Regions from separate parts of the Homo sapiens genome. Here region 1 is linked to region 2. A link is an interaction called in ENCODE POLR2A ChIA-PET data of the cell type or tissue named here. Cell type or tissue: GM12878. All regions are shown on one strand. Links, peaks and the distances in the headings refer to the core of each region. The heading gives the core; the rest is flanking DNA.

Region 1 (16,226 bases), core at 6,975-10,974, 400 kb before region 2:
TAGTTCTTCTTTATTGCTGCATAATACTCCATTGTACAGATGTATTATAGTTTATTCAATCAACCTGCCCACTTAGATATTAGGTAGTTTCTAATATTTTGATATTACAACTAATGCAATATATTATTGCATTATTAAAGTAATAAAGTGCTGTGATTACAGGCGTGAGCCACCACACTTGGCCAAATTTACTTCTTAAAAAACTATTTATAATATAACAAAAATGACCAAAAATTCTAGAGAAAAATAGGCAAAATACATAAACAGACAATCCACTAAGAGCTATACAAAGATAGTCTTGGCTGGGCACGGTGGCTCACGCCTGTAATCCCAGCATTTTGAGAGGCCGAGGCAGGTGGATCACAAGGTCAGGAGATCGAGACCATCCTGGCTAACACGGTGAAACCCTGTCTCTACTAAAAATACAAAAAAACTTAGCTGGGCATGGTGGCGGGCACCTGTAGTCCCAGCTACTCGGGAGGCTGAGGCAGGAGAATGGCGTGAACCCGGGAGGCGGAGGTTGCAGTGAGCCGAGATTGCGCCACTGCACTCCAACATGGGCGACAGAGGAAGACTCTGTCAAAAAAAAAAAAAAAAAAAGAGTCTTAAACATATATAAAAAGACATTCAACTTTATTCATAGTAAGAGAAATGCAAATTAATAAAATGATGTTAAGATATCATTTCTCATCAGATTGGCAAAAAAAAGTCAAAAGCTTGGTACAGTGGATATATTACTTTGTACATATGTGTTTTTGAATCATTGGGGGTATAACTTAAGGATACATTTCTACAAGTGGGATTGCTGTGTTGAAGAGTAAATTTGTATGTAGTTTTGTTATATACTGCCATATTCCCATCAGCAACGTATGAGAATACCTCTCAATGTACTCTCATACATTGCATCTTATATTGAGGATGAGATGTTTTCTTGCATCCTCACCAACAGAGTGTATTGTCAGGTGTCCTGAGTCCTTTTGGACTGCTATAACAAAATACAGTCATGTGCTGCATAGTGACACTTCAGTCAACAATGGACCACATATATGATGGCGGTCCCATGATATTCTGATAGAACTGAAAAATTGCTATGGCTTAAGTGAGATTGTAGCCATCATAACATAGTAGTGCAACACATTACCTTTTCCATGTTTACATATGTTTACCATTGTGTTACAATTGCCTACAGTATTCGGTATAGCAATGGGTCCTAAAGGTTTGTAGCCTAGGAGAAATAGGCTATACCATATGGTCTAGCTGTGTAGTAGGATGTACCATTTAGGTTTGTGTAAGTACATTCTATGATGTTCACACAACAAGGAAATTGCCTAATGACCCATTTCTCATAACATTGTTGTAAAATGATGCATGACTGGCTTATAAACAACAGAAATGTATTTCTAACAGTTCTGGAGGCCTGGAAGTTCAAGATCAAGGCACTGGCAGATTTGGTGTCTAATGAGGGCCCACTTCTCCTTAGAGGGTCTTTTCAGTGTGTCCTCACATGGCAGAAGGAGAGAATGATCTTTCTAATCCCATTAAGGGTTCTGTCCTCATAACCTAGTCACCTCCCAAAGGCCCCACCTCCTAATACCATCACCTTTGGGGTTAGGATATTAATTTGGGGGGGATATAAACATTTGGTCCACTGTATCAAGCTTTTGACCTTTTTTTTTTTTTTTTTTTTTTTGAGGCTGGAGTGCAGTGGCACGATCTCGGCTCATTGCAACCTCCGCCTCCTGGGTTCAAATGATTCTCCTGCCTCAGCCTCCTGAGTAGCTGGTACTACAGGCACGTGCCACCATGCCCTGCTAATTTTTTTTATTTTTGGTAGAGATGGGGTTTCATTGTGTTAGCCAGGATGGTTGCTTTTGACTTTTTTTTGCCAATCTGATGAGTGAGAAATGATATCTTAACATCATTTTAATAATTTGCATTTATCTTACTATGAATAAAGTTGAACATCTTTTTATATATGTTTAAGACTGTGTTTATATAGCTCTTAGTGGATTGTCTGTTTATGTATTTTTGCCTATTTTTCTCTAGAATTTGTGGTCATTTTTGTTATATTTTAAATAGTTTTTAAGAAGTAAATTTGGCTGGGTGTGGTGGCTCATGTCTGTAATCCCAGCACTTTGGGAGGCCAAGGCAGGAGGATGACTGGAGGCAAGGAGTTCAAGACCAGCCCTGGCAACATAGTGAGACCCTGTCTCTACAAAAAAATTAAAAAATAAAAAATTAACCAGGCATAGTGGTGCACACTTGTAGTCCCAGCTACTCAGGAGGCTGAGGCAGGAGGATCATTTTATTCCAGGAGCTCAAAGTTACAGTGAGCTATGATTGTGCCACTGCACTCCAGCCTAGGGTGACAGAGTGAGACCCTGTCTCAGACAAAAAAAGAAGAAGAAGGAAGAAAGAAAGAAAGAAAGAAAGAAAAAATAAATTTAAGACGTCAGCTCTTTATCTGTGATACATATTGTGAATATTGTATCCCAGTTTGTCATTTCCTTTTCTTATGTTTTGTCATGTAAAACATTTTTATTTTTATATCGTTACATTTATCAATATTTTATTTGTTTTGCCTCTGTATTTCAAATTATAGTTACAAAGCCTTTCCCTACACAGAGGTTAAAAAGGAATTCACCCAAGTTTTCTTCTAGAACTTGTATAGTTTTTTTTTTTTTTCCAATAAAGCTCTTGATCCATTTTGAGTTTATTCTTGTGTGTGGTATGAAGGGTGAATCTAACTTCCCCCCCACCCAATAGCTCTAATATGTTTTCTAAAGCCTAGAAGGTAATTCTCTGAATTGCTAGTAATAATTGGCTTTGGATTCTTGAACTATAGTTGACTTAGTTTTTGCTCTTTTTCACTCTTGCCTAGGCTGGAGTATGGTGGTGCAATCTGGGCTCACTGCAGCCTCAACCTCCCAGGCTGAAGGATCCTCCTGCCTTAGCCCCCTGAGTAGCTGGTACTCTAGGCATACGCCAACATACCTGGCTAATTTTTTTGTAGAGACAGGTTTCACCATATTGCCCAGGCTGGTCTCAAACTCCTGGGCTCAAGCGATCCTCCCACGTCTGCCTCCCAAAGTGCAGGGATTACAGACGTGAGCCACCATGCCTGGCCCCAATCTTTCTTTAGTGAACTTTTTTTTTCCCCCCGTGGGAGAAAAGATTTTCGAAAAGAGATAGAGAACTATGACAAGGACATTCGCATTCTAGAGGTCATGAGTGTCATTAATATTGCTTCCATCCTCAGAACTGATAGCATCTACAGTCTTTACTGTGTAGCTTAGGACTTCATTTACACTTGCCCGTATTATTTCTAACTGTTTCATAAATGTATTTTCTTCTCAATTAGATTGTGAATGTATATCCCATAAGTGCACATAGACATGATAGGCAACTTTTTTTCTGATTTTTACTTGAGTACATATTGTAACTACTTTTACATACCCTTGAATAGTTCATTGTGTATCTAACAGTAACAGAAAAATACTGATATTAGTTAATTTAAGTATTCCGGGTTGGGTCAGAGAAAGTGGTAGTAGATTTAATTCTATTTCTTTATCTCCTTTGTCTAGGCTCCAAACACTTTTAGTACACATATATATATATCCCAGTCTTAAGGGAGATTATACATTAATTAACATATCTTTACAGATGAGAACATAGAGACTTAGAAAGTGAAGGAAACAGTTTTAACGGTTTTTAAAATTTTTGAGCCCTATTTCATTGTAAAAGAAATTAAAAATTTTATTTATTACACTTTGCTTTATGTGAGAGTGAATCCTAGAAAAGTTTCTGTAGGTAATTTTTAGTTAATTTTATCATGATTTCAATGCTGGCTGAATGATGATAAATAAAAATCGCATACATGTATTCATATATAAAACCTCAAACACATACACACAATCTATCACCAAGATTAGGTGGACTGTCTCTTGTTCTTCTGCAGACTAACCTAAAGTTTAGGTTTTGTTTATACTTTTTCTCCAAGGCTTTTGTTGCTATTTCTACAAAGTTGATATTACCCATAAAATATTTTGGGGAGACGGACACACTGTGATTTATCCAGGGATCTGTACCCCTTTAGGAATGTCACTTTATGGTTTATGTCTTTGTCTTATATACCTTTCTTCTCCTTTTCCTCCTGGTGAATTCCAACTTAAATTTTAGAAACCTAACTTCATCATCACCTCCTTTGTGATATGTTTCTTGACAGAATTAAGCAGTCCTTGTTAGTGCATCTGTGCCTTGTACATACTTCTTTTGCTGTATTTATCATACTGCAGGGCATTTCTATGTTTACAGGTGTTTCCCCTACCAGTATGTTAACTTCTTGAGGGTAGAGCCATGTGCTCAGTATTTGATTACTTAACTGACTGGGTAGTGATAGAGGAGTAACATGAATGGCTGTCCAGGGGCATCAGCCTGGTGGAAAATGTTGAGAGTTGGTGGTGCACAACATTATTGTGGCTCTCTGGGAAAAGGAATTTCTTAAATCTTCTTTCTACTCTGTGAAGGTTCTAATGGGAGAAAGCACTGATATTTGTAGGACCTAGAATTCTTCTTACAAGTTTTATTTTTATTTATTTATTTTTTTGAGATGGAATCTTGCTCTGTCGCCCAGGCTGGAGTGCAGTGGCACGATTTTGGCTCACTGCAACCTCCGCCTCCTGGGTTCAAGCAATTCTCTGCCTCAGCCTCCCGAATAGCTGGGATTACAGGTGTGCGCCACCATGCCCAGATAATTTTTTGAATTTTTAGTAGAGATGGGGTTTCACCATCTTGGCTAGTCTGGTCTCGAACTCCTGACCTCAGGATCCACCTACCTCAGCCTCCCAAAGTGTTGGGATTACAGGCATGAGCCACCGCGCCTGGTCACGAGTTGTATTTTTTACATAAACAACAATTAAGAGAATTTAAATGAGAAAACATACCCACAGTGTCACTATCAAATCATCAGCTATTTTCATTTTTCCCTGTTTCTGGAGGTATTTATTCTTAAAATGTTGGATTGCTTCTATAAAGTGTTTTATTGTTTCCTGTATTTTAATTTTACGCAATAACCCCTCCTGATTTTAGGTTTTAAATGCCTTGTAGAGAGGGATCACTGTCATAATGCATTTTTATATCAACTTTACCACTTAAGCTCAAAGCAAGTATTCAGATTCTTGACTGATATTATTCAAGCCAACAAAGTATTTTTAGAGCCTATAATAGTTCAGATACTATATAGGCTGTCAGTATACAAAATTGAGTAAGGTGTAATCCCTGCCTTTACAAAAGTTGTAATCGAGGAGTCATAACTAAAGTACCAAGTATACATACTATACAGAAATCATTCATAGAGACGAATGTGAGTTGCATAGGAAATATTTATATTACTACCCATATAAAGTTCTTGAACTGAACCAAGGTTAAAGAATGACATAATAATAATAATAATTATTATTATTAATTATTATTATTATCATTTGAGATGGAGTCTCACTCTGTCACCCAGGCTGGAGTGCAGTGGTGCCATCTGGGCTCACTGCAACCTCCGCCTCCTTGGTTCAAGCTATTCTCCTGCCTCAGCCTCCCAAGTAACTGGGATTACAGGCGTGTGCCACCACACCTGGCTAATTTTTTTGTATTTTTAGTAGAGATGGAGTTTCACCATGTTTGCCAGGCTGGAGGAATGACATAATTATAATTATTATCCTGGCATTTGTTCATTTAACATACACTTTTGAGTGCCTACTGGGTGCTAAGGAGTAGCCCCCAATTAGTCTCTAGAACATGTCATTTTCATTATAGCAATTCTAACTCGCTGATAATAGTTTGCTTATTTATTTGTGTTTTGTATGTTTGTTTGTTGTCTATTTTTCCCCCCTAGAATGTAAGCTCCATGTGAAAAGCACCTAGCAGGCACTTTTTTTTTTTTTTTTTTGAGACGGAGTCTCGCTCTGTCACCCAGGCTGGAGTGCAGTGGCATGATCTCGGCTCACTGCAACCTCCACCTCCTGGGTTCACGCCATTCTCCTGCCTCAGCCTCCTGAGTAGCTGGGACTACCGGCACCTGCCACCACGCCCAGCTAATTTCTTTTTGTATTTTTAGTAGAGACAGGGTTTCACCATGTTGGCCCGGATGGTCTCGATCTCCTGATCTCGTGATCCACCCGCCTCGGCCTCCCAAAGTGCTGGGATTACAGGAGTGAGCCACCGTGCCCGGCCAGTAGGCACTTTTGAGTGCCAGGCACTCTTCTGGGAATACAGTATTGAACAAAACAACATGGGCTCTTTTCACATGGAGCTTATATTCTAGTGGGGAAAAACAGACAGCAAACAAACACACAAAAACCAAATAAGCAAACTATTATCAGCAAGTAAGAATTGCTATAATGAAAATGACATGTTCTAGAGACTGACTGGGGGCTACTCCTTAGGTGGCAATCATTTAAGATCCCTCTGAGGAAGCGACATCCAAACTGATACCTGAATGACAAGAGGGAGCCAGCCTTGCAAAGATCTGAAAAGATTTTTAGGCATAGAAAATAGCAAATGCAAAGGCCCTGGGGCTGGTACACAGTTGGTGTGTTTAAGGAACAGCAGGTTGGTGTGTGTGGCTGGAACTGCACTAAACTAACAAGAAAGTGACAGGACATAGGGTTGGAAAAGTAGGCAGAGGCCAGGTAATGTAAGACCTTCTAGGTTAGGGTAAAGAATTTTAATTTTATTCTAAATACAGTGGCAAATTTTGGAGAATTTTGAGCAGAGGAATGATATCCAATTTACATTTTAAAAAGCTCTTTGTAGGAAATTCATAGTTAGGAGGTGATTATGGTAGTCCAGGGTGGAAATGATGGTGACTTGTCTAAGTGATGGTAGTAGCTGGTAGCAGTGGAGATAGGAATAAATGAAAGGATTTGTGATATATTTTGGAGGTAGAGTTGACAAGACTGGGATTAAATGTGGTTGGTTAAGGAAAGAGAGGTTTCAATGTCTTGTAGGATTTTTGACTTAAACATCTATGTAGAGGGTCATGCAATTTACCAAAATAGGGAGGAATAAGTTTGAAGATGGGATTGGAAATTCATGTTCTTTTTTGAGAATGTTAAATTTGAGTTGCCTGTTAGACTTCTAAGTAGAGATGGCAAGAGGATATGTAGTTCTGGACTTCATGAAAGAAGTACTTGTATAGAAATACAAATGTGGTAGCTGAGAGCAGTGGCTCACGCCTGTAATCCCAGCACTTTGGGAGGCCGAGGCAGGCGGATCACCTGAGGTCGGGAGTTTGAGACCAGCCTGACGAAAATGGAGAAACTCTGTCTCTACTAAAAATACAAAATTAGCTCGGTGTGGTGGCACATGCCTGTAATCCCAGCTACTTGGGAGGCTGAGGCAGAACCTGGGAGGCGGAGGTTGTGGTGAGCAGAGATCATGCCATTACACTCCAGTCTGGGCAACAAGAGTGAAACTCCGTCTCAAAAAAAAAAAAAAAAAAAAAAAAAAAAAAAGAAAGAAAAGAAAAGAAAAGAAAAGAAAAAGAAAAGAAAAACACAAATTTGGGGGGAGTCATCAGCTCTTAGATGTATTTAAAGCCATGAAAGTGGATGAAATTATACCTATGGAATGAGGGTAGATGGAGAAAAGAAGGAGGTCCCTGTACTGATGCTGGGGGATTACTAACAATTTGAGGCTGATCGGAGGAGGAATATCCAGAAACAACTTTAAGAGAGTAGCCAGTGAGATAGAGTAAAAACCAGAAGTGTGAGATGTAACAGAAACCAAAAGAAGAAAGTGTTTGAAGAAAGGAGTGATGAATTGTGTCAAACATTGCTGAGAGATGGAGGAAGATGAGGAAAGGAGATGACTGTTGAATTTGGTGACAAGTTGGGATGTGTTGAGGAATCAGTAGGTGGGAAAGTGGAGACAGAGAACATGGACACCTAATTCAGGATTTTTTGCTATGAATGGAAGAAGAAAAATGGGACAATGGGTGGAGGTGATATGAATTCAATGTTTTATTTTAATGAATGATGTTAAGGCAGGTTTATTTGCTGATGGGAATGAGTCAACAGACAGACAAAAACTTATGATGTAGCAGAAGGAAGAGAGAATTGAGTGGAGTCCTTGAAAAGGCAAGAAAAGATAGGATCTGGAAAACAACTGCAAGTGCTGGTTTTTGACAGGAACAGGGACAGTTCTTTCAATGTAACAAAAGAAAGGTAGATAGTGTGAGTACAGGCATGGAAAGGTTAGCATATTTGGTAGTAGGAAGAAGGGAGAAAGCCTGTCTGATTTTTTCTTTCTTCCATGACATAGTTTAATTTATCAAAACAAAATAATATGCCTACCATTATGTACAAAGGAAGTATGCTAGATAGTCTCTAGATAGTCTTACCTAAGATATTGTTTCAGTATCCATTTCTCTCTAACAAACCACAGTTGATCCTTAAGCAACATGGGGTTAGGGACACGGACATCCTCTCTGCATGTGCAGTTGAAAATCCACGTATAATTTTTGACTCCCCCAAAACTTAACAAGTTAGTAGCCTACTGTTGACTGGGAAGACTCGTCGATAACATAAACAGTCAATTAACAGATATGTATGTTATATGTGTTATACACTGTATTCTTAAAATAAAGTAAGCTAGAGAAAAGAAATGTTATTAAGAAAAGTAAAAGGAAGAAAAAATATATTTACTATTCACCGAGTGGAAGTGGGTCATCAGAAAGGTCTTCATTCGCATGGTCTTCATTTTGGGTAGGCTGAGGAGGAGGAGGAAAAGGAGGAAGAGGAAGGGTGGGTCTTGCTATCTCAGGGGTGGCAGAGGTGGAAGAGGTGGAGGAGGTGGAAAGGCAGGCAGGAGAGGCAAGCACATTCTGTGAAACTTTTATTGGAAAAAAATCTGTGTATATGTGGCCCCGTGCAATTCAACACTGTGTTGTTCAAGGGTCAACCATACTTCCAAACTTAGTGGCTTAAAACAACAATTTATTACTTCTCACTTTTTGGTAGATTGACTAAGTGGTCCTTCTGCTTCACAAGAGTTGGCCGGGGTCTTGAGAATGGTGAAGTGTCCAGAATGGCCTCACTCTCATGGCTGGCAGTTTGTGTTGGCAGCCAGCTGGAAGCTCAGCCGGGGCTGCCAGCCAGAGTCCTTGGTTTTCCTCTATGTGAGCCTTTTCACACAGGTGGTTGGGTTTCCTCACCCCATGGCAGTCTCAGGGGAGGACTTCCTACATGTTGGTCAGCTGGATTGTTTGGGAGGGATTCAGTATTAGGTTAGTTTCAGCTTTGGGGACCACATTTTATAATTTATCTACTCATACAATCCATAACTGAGAAACAATATCCATATTTTGACTTACTAATTAAGACTGTCTGATAAGAATTCTTAACAACAACAGCTGTGATTTTTCTCAGACCTAGAAAATAAGTAAAGCTTCTTTTCCCCTTTGGTGACTTGAATTTCTTTTCCCAGGTAGAAAACTGCCACCTGTCACCAGGACTCCTCTTATTTTTCTGTGCACATGGCAGATTTATCCTGGGTGCAAAATTTAAAAGTCCCGTTTCCCCCGCCACACACACACTAGTTACAGCATTTTCCTGAGGCACTGTCAAGTACCAATGAAAAGGGAGCATTGGCTCCGTGATCACACACAGGAAAACGAAGAACCCTTGCTTCTGACCCCCTGGATGTAAACACAGTCAATGTGAAACTATACTTAAAGCTTTGTGTCCCCGAGATAATGAGAAAAGGAAATCTGAAAAAGTGGCATGTTCATGAGTAAGAAATGGTGGCGTCCAGAATATGGAAGAGAGCTAACTGACAAATCCCGAAATCATGTCGCTTCTGGGAAAAGCCACTTGGCCCATACAGATATCCCCTATAGCTTTTCATTGCAAAAAAGTTGGAACGTAAACATGATAATTCATTATAAAGTGAATTTTGTTTTCCCTTGAAGTTACATCACAAAAAATGCAAACAAAAAATACCTGAAATTGAATATAAAATTCCATTAGAAAAATGTATTTTTGGTGAGGAAGTGGTAGGGAAGGGAACTAGTCCGTGCAATATTTTAGCCTTGTATCACCCTTGGACCCTCATGTCTATTAGAAATTGAAATTATGGTTAAGCTGAAAAACCTTATCTTTGCCATGTTTTCTGTATCTTACAGCATTTTCCCTACTTTTGTCACCACCTCCCCTTTCCAAACCATGGAAATTTCTTTTATATATGAGGTTCTTTCACAACTGAAGGGTTCTTTCATATCTGAGGGCTGTGCAATAAACTTTCTACAATGATAGAAATCTTCTGTATTTTCACTGTTCAATACAGTACCCATTAGTTACATATGATGACTGAATGCTTGAAAAGTGGCTAGTGCAAATGAGAAACATAATTTAAAACTTTATAGTTAATTTTAGTTACTTACAACTAAAATATAAATAGCCACATGTGGTTGGTGACTACCACATTGGACAGCAAAGCCTGGTGTCTCACTTGTAGCTCATGGAATTCTGCTCCTCTTTTTCTCTAGATGATGAAAAACCTGAGCTGATGGACAATGCCCGTAAGTGTATTGTGATATTGCAGCTCAGGTTTTTCATTAATGTAATTACTACAAATAAATACTATATGATAGTACTTAGTAGTGTACTATAAGATAGTAAATATCATATAATATTTATTTGTAGTAATTTGATTAATGTTGTATCCCTCACTGGATCGCAGGCTTCTTAGGAGTAAGGACTTTGTCTGCTTTTTCCTCACTTTTATATTATGCCCGGCACCTAGTACAGTATCTGGAACATAGTAGGTGCTCAATAAAGATATGAGTAAATGAATGAATTAAAGAGTATCCAAACATCTTTGATATAAATGAGAAATGAGGACTCCACTATCTGCTGTGTGTGTGTGTGTGTGTGTGAGAGAGAGAGAGAGAGAGAGAGACAGAATGAGAGAGAGATTGATTCTGGAGAAGAATCTAAACATATGGAGAGGAGACAAAGACCAGGTTATTAAAGAGAAATATAATTGATTGCATAATACTTCAGAATCAGAAAATTGGCTTTATTAATAGTAAGACTCTTATTAAGCATTTACTATATGGCAGACTGTACCCTAAGTACTTTACATGAAGTATCTCATGTAATCCTCATAAGCTAACACTGTAGAATACGTACTATTATTATCCCCATTTTACAGATGATATGGAGGATGACAGGAGTAATTTGCTGGAGGTCACACAGCTAGTAAGTAGTAGAACATGCATTTAAACCCAGGCAGTCTGGGTTCAGAGCCTACCTTCTTAACCACAATGCTGTATTGCCTTCTGTTTGATTATGTCCATATGGTGACAGAAGCTTAGTGACCTCAAATGTCTGCATCAGTTCTTTTGTCTAAATTTAAGCTTCGGTAAGCCAGTATCTCCTGGAGGTTTAGCCTCTTTCCAGTGGTGCACGTGGAGGGGAGGTGGGAATAGTAGTATAAGGATAATAGGATATGAAAATCTGTACTGGATTCTTTTTTCTCAAAGAGTCAAACAAATATTTTTATATCTAGGATTTTTTGCCTTCTAATAATAAGGGGAAAATAAAGGCTTCTCTTGAATAAAACAAAATGCAAAATAATATCTCCCCCTTTTCCAAATCTCTGGTCTAGTAAGAGAGATGAATGAAAGCTAAGAGTTACTGTTATCTTCGTATGAATGAGAGTTTTACTTCGCTTTCCCTCTCCCCTTCCCTCCTCTCTATCATAAATTTAGTGCTCCATAAATAGTCCAAGGTTGGCATTCCTATTTAGGTGCTTCTTTGTTTCATGTAAGAATAGCTTATCTTCCTGCGCTAGTTATACTGTTTGCCCCCAGACTCCCACCCATCAGATTCACTCTTTGCCCTTCCCTGTCCTGCCTGGAACCCTGTACATTGACCTCTGTGGGTTCCCTCATCCTCTGGCTTCTGACTGTGGTTCATTCAGCAGAAGCTTGGCATGGGGGTAGGAGGAAGAGCAGAAAGGAGAGACTAGATTGTTTCTTCCCCCTTCTTTCTCCCTACTTTAGTGCCACATTCTTGCAGGAGCTGCCTGACGGCCCCTTCGATGTGGCTCCAGTACTTACTGGGATCTGGTGACACTTCTTCTTCACCTCACCCCTGTATGTCGAGGGAAGGGAATGTTTTACCACTCTTGCAGGCCCCTGGGTGTCTCTACTGAGTCTTGTTTCCCTTAACTTGGCCCACATCTTTGTAGATAGTCCCTTTAATAAGTTATTTTCAGTAAACTGTTTTGAATAGAATAGTATTTCCTGCTTGGGACTCTGCCTGATACATTTTGCCTCTAGTGGTTTTCAATTTTCTTAATGGCTGGAAGATGTACTTCCAAATAGATATAAGATTAAATAGGTCTCAGGTAGATTGTTCCACAAACTGGATTTTGAGATTGTGTCGCTTCGTTTCCAACATTGTTCAGGGGAGAGATAAGCTGAATGTAGCAAGCATGTGTACCCTGTTACATGTATCAGAGATAGCTCATCAGGCTTTTTTTTTTTTTAACACCTTGAATGAAATGAACTCAAGATTATTCATTCCCTTTGCCCAGAAACTCTGATCATCGAGCAATCTTGTGATTACTAAATTGGTTTCCTAGGTATTGTGATCCAGAGAAAGGGGTATCTTGTAGGGTGGACACCAACAGTTCAGATCGTGGAAAAGTTTAATCCTCTCTTATATTAGTCAAATGGATTTCTTTAAAGAAAAAAAGGAAGAATACAGTGTCCCTTCTTCCCCTTCCACATGCATACCACCTTTTTCCTTTCCAGCTTGCATTCCTCTTTTCTCTCTCTTTTTGGTTTTTGTTTTCGCTTATGGCTTCAGCCCTGTGTTAAAATGAAGATTCCATTACTCAGCTCTATAAACTAATCTGTATCCATTCTTCTATACTGTGCCCATGGTCTGTCTTCCTTCCTGTTTTGATAAAAGAATAATTTTTCTTGTCAAAGACCAGCTCCTCTCTTTGTGCTCTTACGCTCATCTCTCTTGTTTTCTCAAGGATTTCCATTCCTCACTTACTATCCACTTTCTCCCACAACAGTTTCTTTCTTCTTCTTAGAACATTCCCATTGCCATTTGAGCATGCTCTGACATCTCCTATTTTAGTAAAAACCCTTCCTTGACTCCATATCCCCCTCCAACTAGTGCTCATTTCTCTGTTCCTCTGCACAGCCAAAGTTTTTGAAACAGTTGTTTATACTGGCTGGCACCACTTCCTTACCTTTCATTGACTCCATTCTGGCTTCCTTCCAGGAAGCCATCACTCCACTGAAGCAGCTTTAGTCAAGGTCATTAGTGACCTCCATGTTGCTGAATTCTATTGCCACTTCTCATCTTACTCAGCCTCTTATAAACACTGGACACAGCTGACCAATCCCTTTTTAAGATACTTTCTTCACTTGGCTTCCATGGCACCATTCTTACAGTTTTCTTTTCCTGATTCCTCCTCCTCTATTCAACCTCTAAACTTTCGTTGCTGAGCACTTGAAATGTGGCTAGTGAGAAATGAGATATGCCATAAAGCATAACATTGACTCTGGGTTTCAAAGACTCAGTATTTAAAAAATGTCTCATGAATAATTTTTTATATGGGTACATGTTGAAATACTAATATTTTAGATATATTAAGTTATTAAAATTAATCTGTTTCTTTTTACTTTTTAATATGGCTACTAGAAAATGTAAAATTACACACGTAGCTCATATGTGTGGCTCACACATTTCTACTGGACAGTGCTGTTCTAGAAACTCTTCCCTATCACCCTTTTTATTTCATCATCTTATGTAGTTCTACAGCTTTAAATACCAACTATATGTTGACTCCCAAATGTAGACCTTTAACTCTAACCTCTTATTTTAAGCCGAGACTTACCTACCCACTTGTACTTGAATTTCCATTTGCATGTCTAACAGGCATCTTGGTATTAATATGACAAAAATGGAATTTTCTATTTCTTTCAACTACTGAATTTCTCATCTCAACCAATGGTACCATCCTCTGTCCAAGCCAAAACTTGAGTCATCTGTGATTACTCTATTTTCCTTGCCCACTTCATCCAATCTAGCAAGTCTTGTTGGTTCCATCTTCAAATTATATCTTAAATTCTGTCAATTTTTCTTTATCTCCATGGCTACTACACAAGTTGAAACCACTGTCATCTCTCCTAGTCTACTGCAAAAAAAAAAAAAAAATGACCAGGACAGGACACTGCCAGCTTCCTAACTGATCTCGCTGGTTCCACTCTTGTACCATGACAGTCTCTGCCCCATACCTCAGAGTGATCTCTTTTAATTATAAATCACATGGTGTCTACTTCAACCCTCCAGTGACTTCCCATTGTGCTTAGAAAATAACCCAAACTTACTTTAGTTTGCAAGGCCCAGCATGAGTCTGATCACTACTTATCTCCCTGACCTCATCCCATACCACTCTTCTTCCTTGTTATAACAATCTCTAACCCCACTGGCCTTCCTTCCCTACTTTGATCGTGTCCAGCTTATTATTTCCTCAGGCCTTTTGTGTGGGATTCTTCCCTTTGCTTCAAATGCTCTTCTCCCAGTGTATTGTGTGGCTGACTCCTCTTCATTCTTCATGTCTCAGATCACATTCTGTCTTCTTAGAGAAACCATGCCTGTAAGCACTGTCCTGTCCTGGTCATTTTTTTTTTTCATGGAGTCTCTCTCTGTCACCCAGGCTGGAGTGCAGAGGCGTCATCTCAGCTCACTGCAACCTCTGCCTCCTGGGTTCAAGCAATTCTCCTGCCTCAGCCTTCCAAGTAGCTGGGACTACAGGTGCCAGCCACCACGCCCAGCTTTTTTCTTTTTTTGTATTTTTGGTAGAGACGGGGTTTTACCATGTTGGCCAGGCTGTTCTCAAACTCTTGACCTTAGGTGATCTGCCCACATTGGCCTCCCAGAGTGCTGGGATTACAGGTGTGAGCCACTGCACCTGTCCTGTCCTGGTCATTTTCAATCCAATCATACTCATACACCTCGCTCTTTATTTCTCCATCTTTTCTTTCTCTCACTGAAATTTTTTTTTGTTTCTTTCTTTCCTTTTGGTGTCTGTCTCCCTTTACAAGTGTAAACTGTTCAAGGGCAGGGGCCTTATATGTCTTATTTGCCTCTACGTTCTTAGCATCTGATAGAAAGTTTGGAACAGAGTAGGCGCTAAAGACACTTTTGAATGATAAGTTCTAAAATAAGTATTAATCAAATGGATGTTTTAAAAGAAAGAATGAAATAAAAATATTATTGGGATGAATAAGTTCATTTTGAAATGAATAATATGGGATGTCTTAGAAATGAAGGCATAAGGAGTTTTGCATTATGCTTTAACAGATGTTAATCCTTTAGTGTGACTGAGTTTGTCATATCAGCAAATATTGAGGGCCTAGCATTTGCAAAACACACTGTCTCTGCCCTTAGAATTGAGAAAGCCAAGAGAGCAGTGGGGCACTGAGCCTCTGAGATACAAAGGGGAAGGATGACATTAAAGGAGAAGGTGTGTGTGTGTGTGTTTGTGTGTGTGTGTGTGTGTGTGTGTGTGTAAGAATCAAGAACGGGTGCCCACTCAACAGATAACAGCCCACCTGACTCCAATTTTGCCTAGATTTTGCTCTAGCAGGAACCATGGCTATTATTTCTTTAGCATCTGGGGCAGTGCTATGCCTAGCAGATTTTTCAATAAATGTTTCTGGTAGAATGAATAAATACATTTAGGAATTATAACAAAAACTCAGGGAAAGTAAAGTCTTAAAATTACTGACCTCGGATGATATTGAAGTGTCTAGAAACCACATGAAAAAGAATGCACATGAACTAAAAACTGTAAAGTAGAAACAGATGAATTGAACACTCGAAGGTACACTAGCATGAGGATTTGGGACTAAGAAAATAATTCCTTTTTCTTGTCCTGCTTCACGCCCCCAGAGTTGAATCAACCTCGGAGTTCCTGTTGACCTCAGGAGAGGATTCCAAAAACACAAATCAGGAAAACAGAGTGGGGGAAATCTTTGAAAGTTAAACAGCAAAAACATCCATCTTGAGGACATCTCATTTTTTCCCAATCCAAGTTAGATCTGCTATGACACGTAAAAGAAAATGAATGATGGTGTTGATCATGAATGTATTATCTGGTTGTGACAATACTGGACAGATATATCTGTGTCCAGACTATAC
Region 2 (16,226 bases), core at 5,362-9,361:
CTTTTTTTTTGGCAGCATATGGAAAAGGGGTATATCCTTATTTCTGCCCAGTGCAAGGAAGGCAGGCCCCAACCCCAAAGGCGGGCAGAGGCTTAAAAAGGCTCCCTGAGGGCATACCCTCAGCTCTCAGCACCCCAGGACTTCCTTATACATAAGCCAGCTCTGTACCCATTTTGCAGGGCTGTAGACTAAGAACCAGGGACATGGCCAAAATCTAAGTGGGGGCACTGGATAATGAGGGCCTTGGCAACTAAGGGGACAGGGAGAAGCAGGTGTGTGGTAAGCAGGGAAGGTAGGCAGAAAGACTCCTGGGCCCATTTGATCAGAGGTCTCATTCTTCCCCCCATCTCTGGCACACCCTGTCACCTCCCAAGGACCCCATGCCCCAGGTCAGGGAACCAGCTGGCCACTTAGTGGTCCTGGGGAAATCGACTTTCCCTGGCACTCCTTCTCCAGCCTTTCCTTTTCCCAGCTCCCCTGTATCTCTCCCCCATGTACCCAACCCACTCTGCCTGGGCCAGAGGCCCCGTACTAGAGGGCAGTGGGTTTAACACTCTCATGCCTGATACTTGGACCTCCTCCCCAGAGAGGGCAGAGCCAGGTTGGCTATGGGAAAAAACCATCTCCACTTCCCCACCCACACCTTGCAGAACCCGGTGGACACAACATGGCTGAAGGCCGGGCCTCTTCCGTGTAAGCCTAAACACGGGGCGTCTAGGGGAACAGAGCCCTGACCACAGCAGCTGCGCCTGTGTGTGCCAGTGCCCTGGCCCACTCTATGGCATCATCTAGGGGTAAGCTATGGCCTGAGAATGATCAGGCCCCAGTGTGTGGGGCCAATGGGGTGAGAGTGGCCTATGTGTGCACGCCTATGTGTGCCTGTGTATGTGCATTCGCCTAGGTACGTGCCAGTGGGTGTGTGTGCCAGAGGCTGGGCTGTGGCTGGAACCGTGAGTGTGCTTCTGGAGCACCACATGGGAGCTGTGTGTGCATGGTGCATGTGACCGAGTCTGTACCACGCGTGTCGGCTGGGTGTGCTGAGTCGTGTGGAACTACGTGTGCTGCAAGTGACTGTGTCTGTCCTAAGTGTGTGCCTGGGTGTGCCGCGTGTGGGGTGCGTGAGTGTGCACTCTAACTGCCAGGCCGCAGGGCCTCTCGGGGCTGCTGGGGATGGGGTGACTCACGTCTCCTGAGCTAATCCTGCCGCCCGCCCGCCCAGCTCACCCTGCTCTGCTGGGCTGATGGCCGACAGCGCAAGAGGTGGGGGGGCGGCGCGGGCAGCCGCGGCGGGGAGGCTGGCTTGATAAATAACCTGCTGCTTCCCCAGGCCTCTGAAAAGGGGAGGCTGCAGCATGGGGAAGAGCATGAGGGCGGAGGTGGGGGAGGCTGTCCTGGTCCCCCAGACTCCGGCTGCCCTGGCCCCCTCGGCCCAGGCTGCAGCTCCGGGGTTCCTGTTTCATCGAAACCTGAGCTGGGAAAAGCCTATCGGGTCATCTTGCCTGTCCCGCCGGCCACCAGGCCCAGGCAAGCTGCCCCTCAGGGGACAGGCCCGCAGCCTGGCCTCCCAGCCAGTGGGTGGGTGGGTGGGGGGAGGATATTTCTGTCCAGACTAAATGCAGCTCTAGGCCTCTGTCTGTGTACTCCCCCCAACCCCAGCAGCTGCTCCCAGAGGCGCCCTGGCTCTGCAGGACTGACTAAATATAGGCCCCCCACCCCAGCAAACCCCCCCATGTTCACCAATTCCCAGTGGCCCCACCCACATGAGGGTAGAGGGGAAGGCTGAGGAGCCCACTGTGTGACCTTGGGGCAGCGTATCCCCCTCTCTGGGCTCTCAAGCTACGAAAAACCAAGCATTACTCAGCTCTGGGCCCTACCCTACCTAATGGGTGCTTTTGGAGTGTAGACCACAAAGGTGACTGGGTTGGGGTCTTCGCATAGGAGATAAGGGCTGAGGTCCCCTCCCCAGAGCACCCCAAACGCCTTTAGGCTTATAAACATGGCCCCTGCATCCTGCCTGTTCCTTGCCCAGGCCGGGCAATACCAGGCTCCTCCAATCTGCCCTGGCCGGATCCTGGCCAGGAAACAAGTTGTGCCAGGCTTGGGGTGGAGGGGCGGGAGCATGACAGCTGCTATTTCCTGGAGGCCACAGTCGGGCACAACCCGGATTCCTGCCTGGCTCCACACTCCACCAGAGCCTCTTTGAGCCTGCAGGCCCTCGACAAGGCACCCCCTTCCCCGTGTCAGAGCTATTATCAGACCCCACAGGATCATCCCGCTCCCCTCACTGCACTGGCACAGGCAGGAGGAAGGTGCCTGGATGCAGCTTGCCTCTAGGACTGGGGAGAGGTGGTCTCTGCAGGGTTCCACAGGCTGGGAGGCAGCCCCAGCTTCCCTCCTCCTGCCTGCCTGCCCACCCGGCTGCTTCCCCCAGCCCCACACGCACCAAATTCCCCACATGCCTGTCTGTCTCTGACAGCTCGAGCAAATACTTGGCTGCGCGGGCACCCGCTGTTCTGAGCCTGCTGCGCCTCCTCCCTGCCTTCCCGGGGGGCTTTGCAGACACAGCCAGGGATGGAGGGGGCCAGAGCCAACCAAGAAGCTCGGTGGGCAGTGGGAGAAAGCAAGGGCAGGAGGGACCAGCCTCAATGCAGAAGCACCACCTCCAGGCCCCGGGGCCTAAAGGACCTGGGAGGCCACTGAGAGCCAGCCCAGGCGGGGCAGCAGCTGCCGACACCCCCACTGCCCCCGGACACCCCTGCTGCCCCCCGGAACCTCCCAGGAGGACCTTCCGGAGGGCTCCCACTTGCCTCGACCGATGAAACAGCATCTGCCACCCCCGCAGCGGCAGCTCAGGACAGGGTGGAGGGCACCACAAGGCCCCTGGGGAAGGCTTTGAAATCTGGATGAGGGCCCAGCCCCTCTTGGCAGTCCCAGCCCCCCAGCATAGGCCCAGCCTCAGAGCATGGGGGGTGCATTCCAGCCCTCCTGCAGTGTGCGGGGCACACCCGCCCAGCTGCCAGGCTTGGGATGTCTCCACTTGGACTGGCTGGGGGCCTTATTTGCCCCCATTGCCCTCCTTCCTGCTAGCCTGTCTCCCTCCCAGGAGACCAGTGGAGGAAACACTTCCTGACAACAGCTGGGATTTTCCGCTGGACACCGCGCCTCACTGGCCGGCTCCTTACCTCCCCCCACCTCAGTCCTTCCCCGGGAGTCACCAAGTCACACCCCTACCCGTCTGCAGCAGAGGAATCCTCCCCTCCCAGCCGATCTGCCACTAGCCCCAGCATCCAGGCACAGCACAGACACTGAATGAATGACCTCATGGGTAACCACCTCCATTCTGCAGATGGGCAAACCAAGGTCAGGGAGAGCCCAGAGAGCCACGCATCCCCCACTGTGCTCTTCCTGAAAGGGGTTGACTGCAGGTCCCTTCACTATTCCTTTGCCTCCCACCACACTTTCTGCCTCAGGAGTCAATTGAGCCCTCCCAGGCTTCTGGAGGCATTAGGATGACTCCAAACAGAATCTCTCAGTGTTCTGGGTTCAAACGCCCAGCTAGGCTGCTCTAGATGACACTCCTAACTCTCCTACAGTTCAACAGTGGTCTTGAAAAGAATCCCAAGGTATTGTCAGGGTGATGTTAGACCTTGAAAAAAGCCTCCTCTCCCCATTGCACAGATGGGGCTGCTGAGGACCCCAAGGGAGGGGGAGCTGCAGGCGGCCATGAGTCAGAGGGGGAGCTGGGAAGCCGCCCGGCCCTGCCGGCTGTTGCTGGAAGCAACAGCCTGCATTTCCTCCTCACGCTGGTGCCTCGGGAAGCGTGGGCAGCGGGCGGGCGGGCACCGCCAAGAGGACCCCTCCTGTGCCTGTGGGCCAGCCGCATCCCCCCACTGCCTGACTGGGCCCACAGCCCACTCTCCACACCGGCTAGAGCTCCAGAGAGGGGCTGGCTAGGGGCAGAACAGGTATTTCTGTCCCAGGTATGGGCTCATGTCACCTGAGGACAAGAGGCCCTGTGACCTCAGGGCAGCCTGACCCCTAGAGCTTCAGTGTCCCCTAGCATCAAACAAGGAGACTGAAACATGACCATTTACACTTCCTTCTAGCAGCAAAATCCATGGTTCTGTGATTCCAGAATCCCAACGAGAATCCTGACTTGAAAAATGCCTCCATTCCAAGCATTCTATCTATGATTCTAGACTCCCATGACTAAGAAATTCTAGGCCACCAAGATCTGACCGCCCCAGGAAGAAAGGGGGCCAGGTCCACTTCTGCCTACTGCTATGAGCCCAGTTAACTAATTTCCCATCTAGTTCTGGGGGAGGTGGGTCAGGCAGGAGAGGGGCTGGGTCTCTCCCATCAGAGTCAACAGGAACTGGCATGAAGCTGTCGGGAGCCCCTGGCCTGGAGAGAAGCTGGTCTAGTCCTAGGGGACAGGCCACCTCCTCCTGGCACACACAGCCACTAATGCCACAGATGTCAGGAAGTCAGCCCGCACCAGAGTGAGAGTGGGTGGTGGGGGGTTTGCATGCCTGCACCCCATCCTGCGGCTAGGAGGGAGGGAGGGCGGGCGTCAGGTCAGGGCTGGTCTCTGCTTCTCAGGTTCCAAGCCAAGCTCCACGCTTTATCTTCCTGTCTTCACCACCCACTGCTTCCTCCTTCCCGCCACAGTCCCCTCACCTCCCAGGCCAGTCCCAGCCCAGGCCAGCCGGCAGCCAGCCAGGACAAAGGCTCCCAAGCCCATCTGACAGATGGAAAAATTGTGGTCCTCAAAGAAGATAGGACCCGCCCCACTGGCTTGGCTTAGCAGCCTATTGCTCTCTGGCCACATCTCTCCGCCTTGCCCCTACCTTGCTTCCCAGAATCCTCCACAGGGCCAGTAGGTCTCCACCTGCCAGCCTGTTCACCAGCAACCCCCTACCCCAGTGTCCCCTGACAGTACTTATCCTCACCACCAGTCATCCAGTCATTCATTCATTCACTTTTGTCTGCCCAACTAGCCTATCAGCCCATCTCCCAACACATCCAGCCCATTGCCAAGGGTTATGGGGGCCTCAAAGAGGAAAGAGCAAGGCCTGTGCCCAGCAAGCATTTAAGGAGTCCCTTCTGTGTGCCAGATAGTGTGGAAGGTGCAGGAAACAGCACACAGAGGCCAACAGCCTGTCAAGGGCTCTGCCAGGACTCCATCCCACTAGGCAGTGGCAAGCCACAAACTCCCAAGGCCTCAGTTTCCTTATCTGTATATGGGGATGCTAACAACATGCATCTGTCCCAGGTATGGGCCCATGTCACCTGAGGCTACTGTGGGGATGAAAAAAAGTGAAAGTCAGAAAGCTGTTAACATGGTGCCTGCCACAGAGAGGACTTTCGTTGGGCTACCCATTACCACTGGCTTTGTTACAATCTATTACAACAATAGCAGTTGGCCGGGGGTGGTGGCTCACGCCTGTAATCCCAGCACTTCGGGAGGCCGAGGCAGGTGAATCACTTGAGGTCAGGAGTTCGAGACCAGCCTGGCCAACATGGAGAAACCCCATGTCTACTAAAAATACAAAAATTAGCCAGGCATGGTGGCGCACACCTGTAATCCCAGCTACTCGGGAGGCTGAGGCAGGAGAACTGCTTGAACCCAGGAGGTGGGGGTTGCAGTGAGTCAAGATGGCGCCATTGCACTCCAGCCTGGGTGACAGAGTGAGACTCCATCTCAAAAAAACAAAAACAAAAACAAAAACAAAATAGCAGTTAACGGGGGCCGCAACTGATTACAGCAGCAGCTAAAGTTCTTCAAACACTTATTTGGTGCCAGGCACTGGGGGTACAAGAAGTAATCACTGCCATATCCCATTGCAAGGCTGGCAAGGAGCAGGCCCAATAAGCAGCCCCAATAAGCATCTGATGAATGAGGGGATCAATGACAGGAGGCACGGCCCTGCCTGCAAGGAAGGTATAAGCCAGCATGTTTTCATGGGTGAGGGTGTCTTTCTGCACACATGTGTGTGTATGTAAGCACTTAGGTGTGTTACACGTACATATGTGTGCCTGTGTGAGAGACCTGGGGATCCAGTGATGCCAGGAGCACAGCCACTCAAGCCCACTGAGGCCCCCACCTGACACCACCCCTGCCAGTGATCACAGCAGAGCCAAGGGGACTGTGGCAAGAGCAGGGGCCAGGCCCACAGAGAAAGGCCTGGAAAGATGCTTTGCATAGTTCTGGCCATCGGATTACAGGCCCAGCCTAGGCCCCTACTTGGGTGTGTAGGGGCCGCTAGGGGTTGCCCCACAGGAACCCAGGCCCCCAGTGCCCGAACATTACGCCCGTACTGGCATGGCACACAAGTGTTCCTGCTGGCAGGCTGGGCACGTCTGAGGAGGTCAGAAAAGGTCACAGGCAAGGGAGGGAGTGCTGGGCCCAAGGGCGATGTAGGGTCTGCCAGACAGAGGAGGGCGGGTACAGGGCTCCCCGGGGGCCACCAGGCAGGCCTGGCTCTGCCCTGCTGGGGCCGGCAGCTGGAGGGGAGTAAATATAGCTGGGGCGTCCCAGCCACATTCCTGGGAGGCCAGTGAGGCCCGCCTGCCCGCTGCTCTAAGCAGAGCGCAGCAGCCAGGGCCCAGAGCCGCCACTGCCCTCTTCCCAAACAAACAGAAAAATAAATAAAACCAGCTCTCACGGCCGGCCGGCACAGCTGGTGGGGGAGGGGGCAGGAAGGGGTGGACAGTGGTTGGGGGGTGGACAGGCAGGCGGACCAGTTGCCGCGGTTTCTGTTCCACTGGGAAGGAGGAGGCCAACAAAAGAGGGAAATGGAGGAAAAGGGCAGGGAGATGGTCAGAGATGTCAGCGAAGGGGAGAGAATCCCGAAGAGATGAAGGGTGTCACAAGGAGAGGTGTGGGGAGGTAGGTCAGGAGGGATAGGGAAAGTGTCAGGGGCAGGCACAGTGGGGGACAGTTAGGAGAAGGCAGAGGCAGCCTCTGGGTCAGTAATTCAGCGGCAGGGATGCCCAGGGGGGCGGCGGGGGGTGGCAGGCAGAGACAAAGGGGGCTGTGTGGGCTGGGGTAGGGGGCCGGCTTGAAGGGCCATGAAATATTGAAGAGCTAGGCCAGTGAGTGACAAAGGTCATAGGAAGCAGGAGACTAGCCAGGGAGCAATGGGGAACCCTGAGGCGGAGGGCTGCCCCACCTCTGGCCTGTCTCTCCACCACCTCCATCACAGCCAGTCTCCCCAGCTCTCCTCCTGCGATGGAGGGACAGGCTGAGGGTGGGATGGGCCTCGGGGATTAGTGATGGCAGGGAGACCTCTGCAGTTCCCTCTTCCCTAGGGCTGATCTGGGTACAGCCGGCCTTCCAGAGCTGCCAGCCACCCTATCAAGAAAGCCAGGAGGCCTGTCAACACAGCCGCTGCCACGGCACCTCCTGGGGAAGGAGCGGGAGACATCCAGCTTCTCCTTCCCAGGAAAAATCAGCCAAGCCACCACTTTCCACAGAGACCTGTGGGGAGGGACGGCTGGGCCTCACAGCTCAGCTGAGCCAGCAGGTCACCCCCCAGCCCTCCCACGCTACCCCAGCCTGGCCCCATTACTAGCTTCACCACCTGGGTCAGTCCCCTTGTCCCTGAGCCTGTGTCTTCACCAGCTCTACCCCACCCTAGGCTTGGGGTGAGGAAAGAAAGAAGGCAAGTAACACCTTGAAAACATACTGAGGCCAAGCATCTGCACACATCATCTCAGAGAAGGCTACCATGTGCCCCATGGGGTCTGTCCTATTATCAGTCCCATTTTACAGATGAGGAAGAGAAAGTCAGACAAAGTGATGCACCCACGGTCACACACCTGGTAATCAGCTGAATGGAGACAGAAGTGCGAGGTGTGAGCCACATGTTATTTTCTTAGGATTCACGGGGGACATGCATTCCTTGTCTCTATAAAAGCCAGTGTTTACTGAATACAGATTGTAGGTGAGCACCTCTCCCTGCCAGGCACTATGCAACCATCTGTGTCCATCTGAAAATGACCTTGTGAGGCAGGCATTCTCTTACCGTCCAATTTCAGAGATTAGGAAACTGAGGTTTGTAGAGATAACACAACTGGCCCAAATGTCACACATCCAGCTAGGCAGTGACATGTCCAGGATTTGGAGTCAGATCTGATGGACTCTAGAGCCACTGCTCATACACACTTGTCTGGGTGGAGGTTAGGAGGAGCCGGTAGCAGTGGAGCTCAGTGGTTCAATTGGCTCTGACAAGGGACACCCAGAAAAGGTCAAAAACAAGGTCACAACTGCCGTGGGGGGTTGGGGAGATGGCAACTGCTTTGAGGATGGGAGAGGGGCAGAGCCTGTAGGAGCCCCAGGTGAGGGTACAAGCTAGGGTCCTGGCTAGAGTGATCTGCTTGGTCTACCCAGAGCCCCCATACCAGGTAACACCAGCCCTGCCCTAGTGTGAGGATACTGAGGCTGACCCAAAAAGGGCCAGTGGAGCCCTGTCTTGTTGGTCCCCAGGGTTCTAACCTGTGCTCTGGGGCCAGTGTGCCTGGAACTAATCACCTCTCTAGAGCCCCTAGTGCTGTGGAAGGCGGGGCAGGATCCCCTCCCTCCCTCCTAGGCCCTGTGAGCCCAGAGGGAGGCCAGCATCAGAGGCAGGAAATGAAGAAGAATTTGCGATCTAATTGAGCTGGCGGGGGATTAGGCGGCAGAATGCAATTACAGGGGCTGGAGCGGGGCCAGGGCACTGACACCCCAAGATGTGGCCTGGCCCAGGTGACTTGGCCCAGTCAGTCTCTGGCCAGAGACACTAGACTTGGGGTTGGGAGTATGGGTACAGGGAAAGGTTGGGACCAGACTGCTTCTCAACATACAGAGGACTGTGGGGTTCCAGCTCCATGTAATACCCAGAAGCAAGAAGTTTTCCTGGGAATCCTCCCCCAGGGAACAAGCCTATGGACTCTCATCTGGGGATCTGGCAGCCAGACACACATGCTCTCACAGGCTCCGTTCATACATGTGCAAGCATGTGCTCACACTCCCAGGTAAGCCCCACATATCCACATTCACCTGCATAGGGGCAGGCTTCCCAGCATGGAGACACACAGGCTGGCCCTTTGCTGCCACTGGCTCCACCAAATGGTGGGTTGTGGGGGCACAACCCCCTCCCTCCAGAAAACCCACCCATGACCTTAAAATCCTTTTATTCCCGTAATCACATGCTACCATTGCCGTGGATACACGCTGTCACCCCAGCCCCAGCCTGTCTCCCTCTGCGGCTTCCAAAACTCCCAGCAGGCAGGCAGACGGGGAGGCTGCCCAGTTACTGCTGGGGAGGGAAGGGGTGTAGGGGTTGCAGGGGGAAGGACTGGGTGTGAGAGGTTCAGTTCTACACACACACACTCCATGCTACACACACATTCAGGGCCTCAAACAACCAGAGGGGGAGATTCAGTAAGACGGAGATACAGAAAGAGAAAGGAAAACATAGCCAGCCGCCACCACAGACAGAGAGAAACCACTGTCCATACAGCACAGACAGGCCCACTCCCACATTCACAATTCAGACACACTCTACTCAGAGTCAGATCCCCCAGATTTATAAGCATATACAAAGCACACAGATACACACAAATCACAAATCCAAACTCTCCAAAATTCCAAGCACACACAGCTCACAGAATATATTCATTCCCAGATTCACAGGGACATAGCCAATCTTCAGAAATACAATCTCAGATTCACAAACACACATGTACACATACACTACAGATCCACACACTTCTAGATCAGGACAAATATACATGCCCTGATTCATAAATCCATGTATGTTCAGACTCCCACACCCTGAGACAGACATTCAACACAGAGATTCACAGATATAGATACACTACTTAGAGACACACATGTCCTGAGTCATAAGCACACATCACCCAGATTCCCACATCCCAGAACAACAGACTAGTGCCCACACAGCCTCATCTCTGTCAGCTGACACTGCCTCTGGCTTTAGGGGGCAGGTGGAGGGTTGGAGATTCCTGGGTCTTTAGGGGGCAGTCCTTTCTCATTGCTCGAATCCAGGAAGGGTGGGCTCAGCGTTGGGGGGAGGTGAGGGGGAAGTAAGAGAAAGCAGAAAAAAACTTTAGTGGGATATTCTTGTTGGGCAGTAGCGCGTGAGTAACGGGGGAGGCTTTTTGTGGTCTGGTGAGTTCCAGCTATGAGTGAGAGTTTAACTATTAATACACTTAATCAAGGACACTTCACACACACATACACAGCCACACACACACACACACACACACACGCGCGCGCGCGCGCGCGCGCGCGCCGGCGGCTAGGATGGGACCAGGTGGTGGGGGTAAGAGAGGGAGAGCCCCAGAAAAAAGAAAAGAGGGAAAGCCCCAATCAGGGCCCCAGGGGGCGGGGAAACGGGGCGGAGCTTCTATCCTGGGCCTGCCTCCAGAGCTGGAGCAGTGATTCATTTGTGTACCACCAGAAGGGTGGGGTTTGATACACAGTAGGTGCTCAATACAAACATATTGGGCCAACAAATGAATAACATATAAAGAGTGGGCAATAGTAACGTAATAACAATGTGTGAACCCCCCCATTCTTGTTCAATTAGGGCATGCCCCAGAGCATCATGCTTGTTAATTCGGACTAAATGATCAAGCCACCAGACAGGGGCTCTAGGAACCCAGGCTTGGGTCTGGCTCACCCGTATTCCCTCATTCCTCCACCCTATCCTGCAACCTGGAAAGTCAGCCCAGCCCACATCCCTCTCTCCCTCCTAGCAAGACTCCCTCCACTCCATCCTCCCATAAACAACAAGGTGCAGTCAGTCCTGAAGAAGGCAGGGTATTTCATTCCCCTGGACTTGTTTCTTCACCCAGATACAAGCCTGCCCCCACACTCCTATGGGTCTCAGTTTCACATGTGCCAAATGAGTAGGAGGCAGGCAGAGCAGGAAAGGGGCAGCAAGAGTTGAGGGTCACAGTGGGAACCCATGGAACATGGGCCTGTGCTGGCCGGTGCCCTGGATGCAGAATCCTCCCCTCCCCTTCCCCCACCCACCCCAGCCCAGCCCAGCCCAGCCTAGCCCAGCTGGGTGGACATTCCAGGCCTCACGTGATAAAGACGAGGCCACTGGCCCTCGGGTAAGTCAACAGGCTCTGTCGCGGGAGAGATAGGAGGCCCTGGCCAGGGTCACCTGCTGAGCGGGGAAAACGGCCAGGACCAGATACACACATAAATAAGGCACCAACCCGACAGCCAGCCAGCCAAGGGTCTGTCTTCTGCAGAGGCTCACCTTGGAAAGGGAGGTGGCATGGAGAGGGAGGCCAAGGCTGACTAGGGGCGTCCCTGGGAGAGACCCAGCTACTGCGAGGATGAGGGGTAGGGGGGTTCTACCCAAGTTCCGGGGGCTGGCTGGGAACTCGGAGGCCAATCTCCTTCAGCTGTTCCCATCTCTTCCCAGGGCAAAAATCAAACCATCACCCCCTCTCCCTCCTCCCCAAGGAGAGGACAATTTCCGTTCTGGGAGGGGGGTGACAGCTGCAGAGCGGGCCACTCCCCACCCCCCCAAGCTCCAGCCTGACTCTCATCTAGGGAAACTGCTAAATCAACAATACGCAGTTACGGGTAGGTAGCCCGCCGGCCTGAGTTTCCCCGCACGGCTCTCAGAAAGGGGTTTAGAGGGGGCTTCGGTCTCAGTTCCCGGTTTTCTAGTGGCGGTTGGAAACCAAGGCACGGGCATCTTTCAGGAGGGGGATCAGGTGAAGCTTAGGCCAGTAGGTCCCCCAAGACGTCTAATTTAAATACTCCCAACTGCAAAGGACAGACGCCCCCCACCCCGCGGCCTGGGGCAGCTGAGGTGGAGCCGGGCGTTCAAATCGCGCTCCAAACAAGTCCGCAGCGACCGCGCTCGCAGCCCCCGCCAGGCGGCCCCAGCGGAAAACTTGAAAGGGACTCTGTTTGCCGGCGGCCCTGGGGCGGCTCCGGCGGGGGCGAGGGCCGAGCGATCTCACACACGCCCCCTCCCCAACGCTTCCAAAGAAAATGCGGGGGTGGGGGGGACAGGGCCCACCACAAATCCAAGGGCTCCAAACAGCGCCCGCCGCGCGAGGAAAGGTGGGGGTCAGGAGTCTGGTCCGCTGGTCACCCCCTTAGCTCCCCCCCCATCCGAAGGCGCGACTCTCAGACCACCCAAAGTCCAGGGGGCAAAGGAGGGCGCGGTTGCCAAACCTTCAGACCCCCGTCGCGGGAGACTTCAGGGAGCGGGTCTTTCCGAATGAGTCACTACAGAACCCCCCAAATTTACTGGTGCTTCCTTGCAGCCCGAGGCACCAGCCCAACTCCGCGCACCCCTTCAGATTCCCGGGGGGGAAAAAAGAACAAAAAGAGATCTTGCTCCCACTTTGGGCGTTTCAGCTCTTCTGACAGGTCCCGAAGGTGGCCCCCCATTTAAAAACCGGGGTCACTCGCTTTCCGTCGATCCTACAAATAAACAAAGCCAGGCGCACCCCGCGCTCCCCGCCGGAAAGCAGCCCATTCCGGGCGAGGACAACTTCCCCCAGCCAGAAAATTAACACATTCCTCTCGCGGCGGTTCAGCCCCTCACTCCGCTCCGGGGAAGCGAAGGGGAGGGGGGTCGGGCCGAACTTCATGGGTAAATTTGGGGCCAGTGCAGCGTGGCAGGCGCCGGGGACGTACGCCCCCCACAGTTCCGCAGCTAGAGGAACACCCCCATTCTCCCTCCCAGGCTCTGCACGCTGCGTGGCCCACGCGGGGCTCGGGAGACAGCTCAAAAGACTCCCCAAGGCTGGGAAAGGAGGGAGGGAGGGGCCGCGGGGCACCGTGGTGGTGGGGGAGATACTTTGATGGAAAAAAAAGGTCAAACTTCATCAGCCCGCCGGGCACCCCGCGGGCAGCGGGGGCGAGGAGCCGGAGGAAAAATGCAGAAGTAGCCGCCGCTTCTTCCAAGTGGTGGGGGAGGCTCAGCCACGCGTGGTCGAGGGCGCCCAGAGCAGTTAACGTCGCCCCTCAACACAGGGCTGCGAGCGGGGTCTGATGGGGGGAGTGCGCGCCAGAGATCTACAAGCAGCCGCCCCCGCAGGCTGAGCGCCCGCCCAACGCCAAGAGGTGAGGACCCCGGGCGCCCGCTGCCCCAGCGCCCGCGAACTGGAGTAGTGGGGGGGAGGGGGGCGGCACCCCGCAAGGAGCGTCCCAGCCCCACTCCACGGCGCCCAAGCCGCCGTCCCAGACCCTAAAACCCCTCTTTTTGTCTGAACTCAGTGATCTGCGACCGAGCATACTGCGGCTTAGGGAGGCTTGGGTATAGCAGCGGCCACCAAGCGATCACCGGCGCTAGGTCTCCCAGGCTCCGGGGCTCCGCGGCTTACGGTGCGGGCGCCCCCCGCCCCTCCCAAATACGGACCCCTCCTTCCCCGTCCCCGGCTCTCCGCACCTGAACTTCGGGGGAACCCGCGCAGCCAAACTTTCCGCCGACTTGCAGCGAACTCCGGCCCCGGCCGCGCACCGAACCCCGGGGGAGGAGAGGGAGGTAGGCGGGGAAGGGGAGGGGGCCGGCCTCCGGGGGGGGTCGAGGGAGGGCCGTGGCCCGACACCTACCGGCTCTCCGAGTCGTCCAAGCCGCCACCGCCGCCGTCGCCGCGAGGCCGAGGGGGAGGGGCGGGGCAGGGAGCTGCGCTCCGCTCTGGGCACCACCGCCGCGGTGCGCTCCGCTCCAGCCGCCAGCAGTGCCCGGGTCCGGAGCCCGAGTCGCGCCGCCGCGGCTGGCCCGAGGCGGGGAGGGGGGGGAGCCTGCAGCACCTGCCCCTCCTCCCCCTCCCCGCGGCCCAAATTAAAAAACAACAAAAAGCAACTAATCACCCCCGAGCTGAGCGCGGCTCGCGGGCGGAGGGCTCAGCGTGCGGCGCCCGGACTCAGCAGGCGGCGCGCATGGCTGGGCGCGGGCTGGGCAGGGCTGGGACGCGGGGCCCGGCTTCAGGGGATAAGGCTCTGCCGCTCTTCTCGCTCGGCTCGGGCGTCTGCTCTTGCCGCCAGTGCCGCCTCTGCTGCCGCCGCCTCTACATCCCCGCTCAGGCTCAGCCGCCTCTGCCGCCGCCGCCGCGCGCCCGCCCGGGCAGGAGCTATGAACGCTGCCCGGGGGCTGCCGGCAAAACCCGGACCGGACTCGCCGCTCCCTCCTCCCCCCAACCCCCTCCACCTCGGCTCCCCTCCCTCCTCCCGCCGCCTCCCTCCCAGCGCAGCTCGGGCCACTTGGACGCCGCGGGCTCTGAGGCCGGAGCTGCAGCCGCTGCGCCTCGAGCTCCCCGCGCCCTGACGCGGTCCACCCAGGCTCAGCTCCCTTGCGCGCCCCGTCTTCGCCTATTTCCCGCAACTTTACAAAAAAAAAAAAAAAAGGACGACCTCCCCGCTTTGGTGAGGCGGTCTGGGTTTAGAGACGCACCTCCGGGGAAATCTGCTATCTTTCTGCCCCCTCTAGAGCGGGGCCAGAAGCTTCGAGGACCGGGAGGGAGAATTTGGCCGCGCCCCCCAGCTCAGGTGCGCGGCGGGCCAGAGATTCCTAGTCGAGGGTCCTGGGAGGTAGACGCGTGTTCCAAGACCCCACCCTTCCAAGAGCTCCTTAATGGATTCAGTGGGCACTAGGGCCCCGGGAGAAAAGGGGCGGAGATTCCCGTTCCCATTTCTCAGGTGAGGAAACTGATCCGAGAAAGGATATTTTATCTCTCAGGCAGGCATCAGCCTCAACTCTTGAGTCCCGGGGCTAAAACGACTACGTACATTTGGTGCCCTGAGACCATGGCCTACGCACTCAAAACCCGAAACAATGCTTGGAACAGCAGCGCTCAATAGGTACTGATTGAAAGACAGAAGGAAAACTCAGCCTTGCCAGAGTAGGCGCCCAGTGGGGACAGAGTTGGGCCCGCATATCCCGCTTTCACTCCATCAGTGGCCTCCATATGCCCATCTTAGGCTAATTAATCCTGCTGCTGCAGATGTCTTCACCTCACGTACCCATGGTGCAAGCCCCGGGCTCATATAATCCCAACTGCATATAATCCCAAAGTGGAAGTTTTCTCCAATTCTTTGGGATTCGTGGGGGCGGATTTGTGCAAGGCCGACCTTCCTCTGCGAGGCGAAGAAAACGCAGTCCCCAGACCCAAGCAGGGGAGGGAGAGGGGGAGGGCGGTTGGGGAAGTCAGCCTAGGGTTAAACGTTACAGCCTGAGATCGATTGGGGCCCAGATAACAGGGAGTTAACTGTGGCGATCCGGGCGCCTGCAGCCACAGGCGCGGCCTCGGTGGGAGAAGCGAAACTGTCTCCCACCTCGCTGCTTCCTCTCCTCTGCTCTGCGCAGCCTGGCTGTCTCCGAGGCTGGCGCGAGGGCTTATGGAGCATGGATCTCCTGGCAGCAGCAGCTGGTGCCCACCTTCCACGCCTTCTATATGTGGCCTTGGGGCCTTGACCCAGCCGGGGTGGGGTGGGGGGAGGTGTCAAAGGGCAGAGCTCATCTGGAATGTGTTGCCTCTCTGCCACTCCTGATATCCAAGACCACACGAAGTGACCCCTCCCCAGACATCGTGGACACCTGCTCCCAACCAGTTCCTTCCGAATGCTGAGAAGTGGTCTCCCTTAACTACTATGCCAAGAAATGGCTCCCTTGGGGAGGCGTTTAGTCTCTCTCCTCCTTGCCAGCAGTCCTTTTAATGCCCCCCTCCAAACAAACATCCCATGTGAGTAAAAGTAAGGTGCTTGCTATGGAAACCGTTTTAAGACGCCCATCACCCCCAGAAGATCACTTCCAAACTGCTTAAAGATAGGTATGCTGGGCCTCAGTGTGAATGTCAGGCACTGTGTTGGGCACTGACCGTGCAAGGAAAAAGGAAGCAAAAGCCCAGGTGTAGGATCTCCAAGCATTTAACTCACCTCCATCTACCTTTTCTGGGGAAGCTGAGGCACAGACTGTGAGGGAGGACCTGCTCCCTGGGAGTCAGCAGCAGGTCTCAGAGGGTTAGGATCCATGAAGTCAAACTCTATTCCACAGATCTCCTGAAGCCTAACGCCAGTACAGAGTCAGGTCATGCACGCCCCACAAAAAGCTTTATGCTGGGGTCCATGGCAGAGGGTGGGTAGTAATTCTACTTTAGGGAACTGCTGACTATTACCCACTTTTTTTTCAGACTTATGCCTCCACCCCCACCCCCAACTCAGGCGGGAGGCCAGGGAT

The links. ChIA-PET counts read pairs that join two places held together with the same protein. Peaks named below come from ENCODE experiments on the same cell type or tissue, not always from the same donor. Only the 100,000 strongest peaks of a DNase experiment are listed, where the experiment ranks them.
Region 1: POLR2A ChIA-PET joins it to region 2 with 6 read pairs; 2 of 35 experiments call an interaction of 5 or more read pairs at or near these places.

Annotation. Positions count from the first base shown.
Region 1 is chr5:140,051,344-140,067,569 of GRCh38, reverse strand. No RefSeq gene overlaps it. Among named protein-coding and RNA genes, the nearest start is that of NRG2, 16 kb to the right of the region's middle. In GM12878, for the core only: no CTCF peak of the experiment used is centred there; no DNase peak of the experiment used is centred there.
Region 2 is chr5:139,646,223-139,662,448 of GRCh38, reverse strand. It overlaps CXXC5 (CXXC finger protein 5), which reads right to left and starts at 14,100. Exons shown (of 3, transcript NM_016463.9): 1 at 13,604-14,100. It overlaps CXXC5-AS1 (CXXC5 antisense RNA 1), which reads left to right and starts at 12,721. Exons shown (of 2, transcript NR_149086.1): 1 at 12,721-13,114; 2 at 13,268-13,450. RefSeq lists enhancers at 554-1,120, 2,672-3,521, 3,600-3,689, 7,583-7,632, 11,380-11,880 and silencers at 1,390-1,449, 9,553-9,602, 12,673-12,842, 13,043-14,172. In GM12878, for the core only: a CTCF peak has its summit at 7,314; no DNase peak of the experiment used is centred there; H3K4me3 peaks cover 2,072 bases; H3K27ac peaks cover 2,255 bases.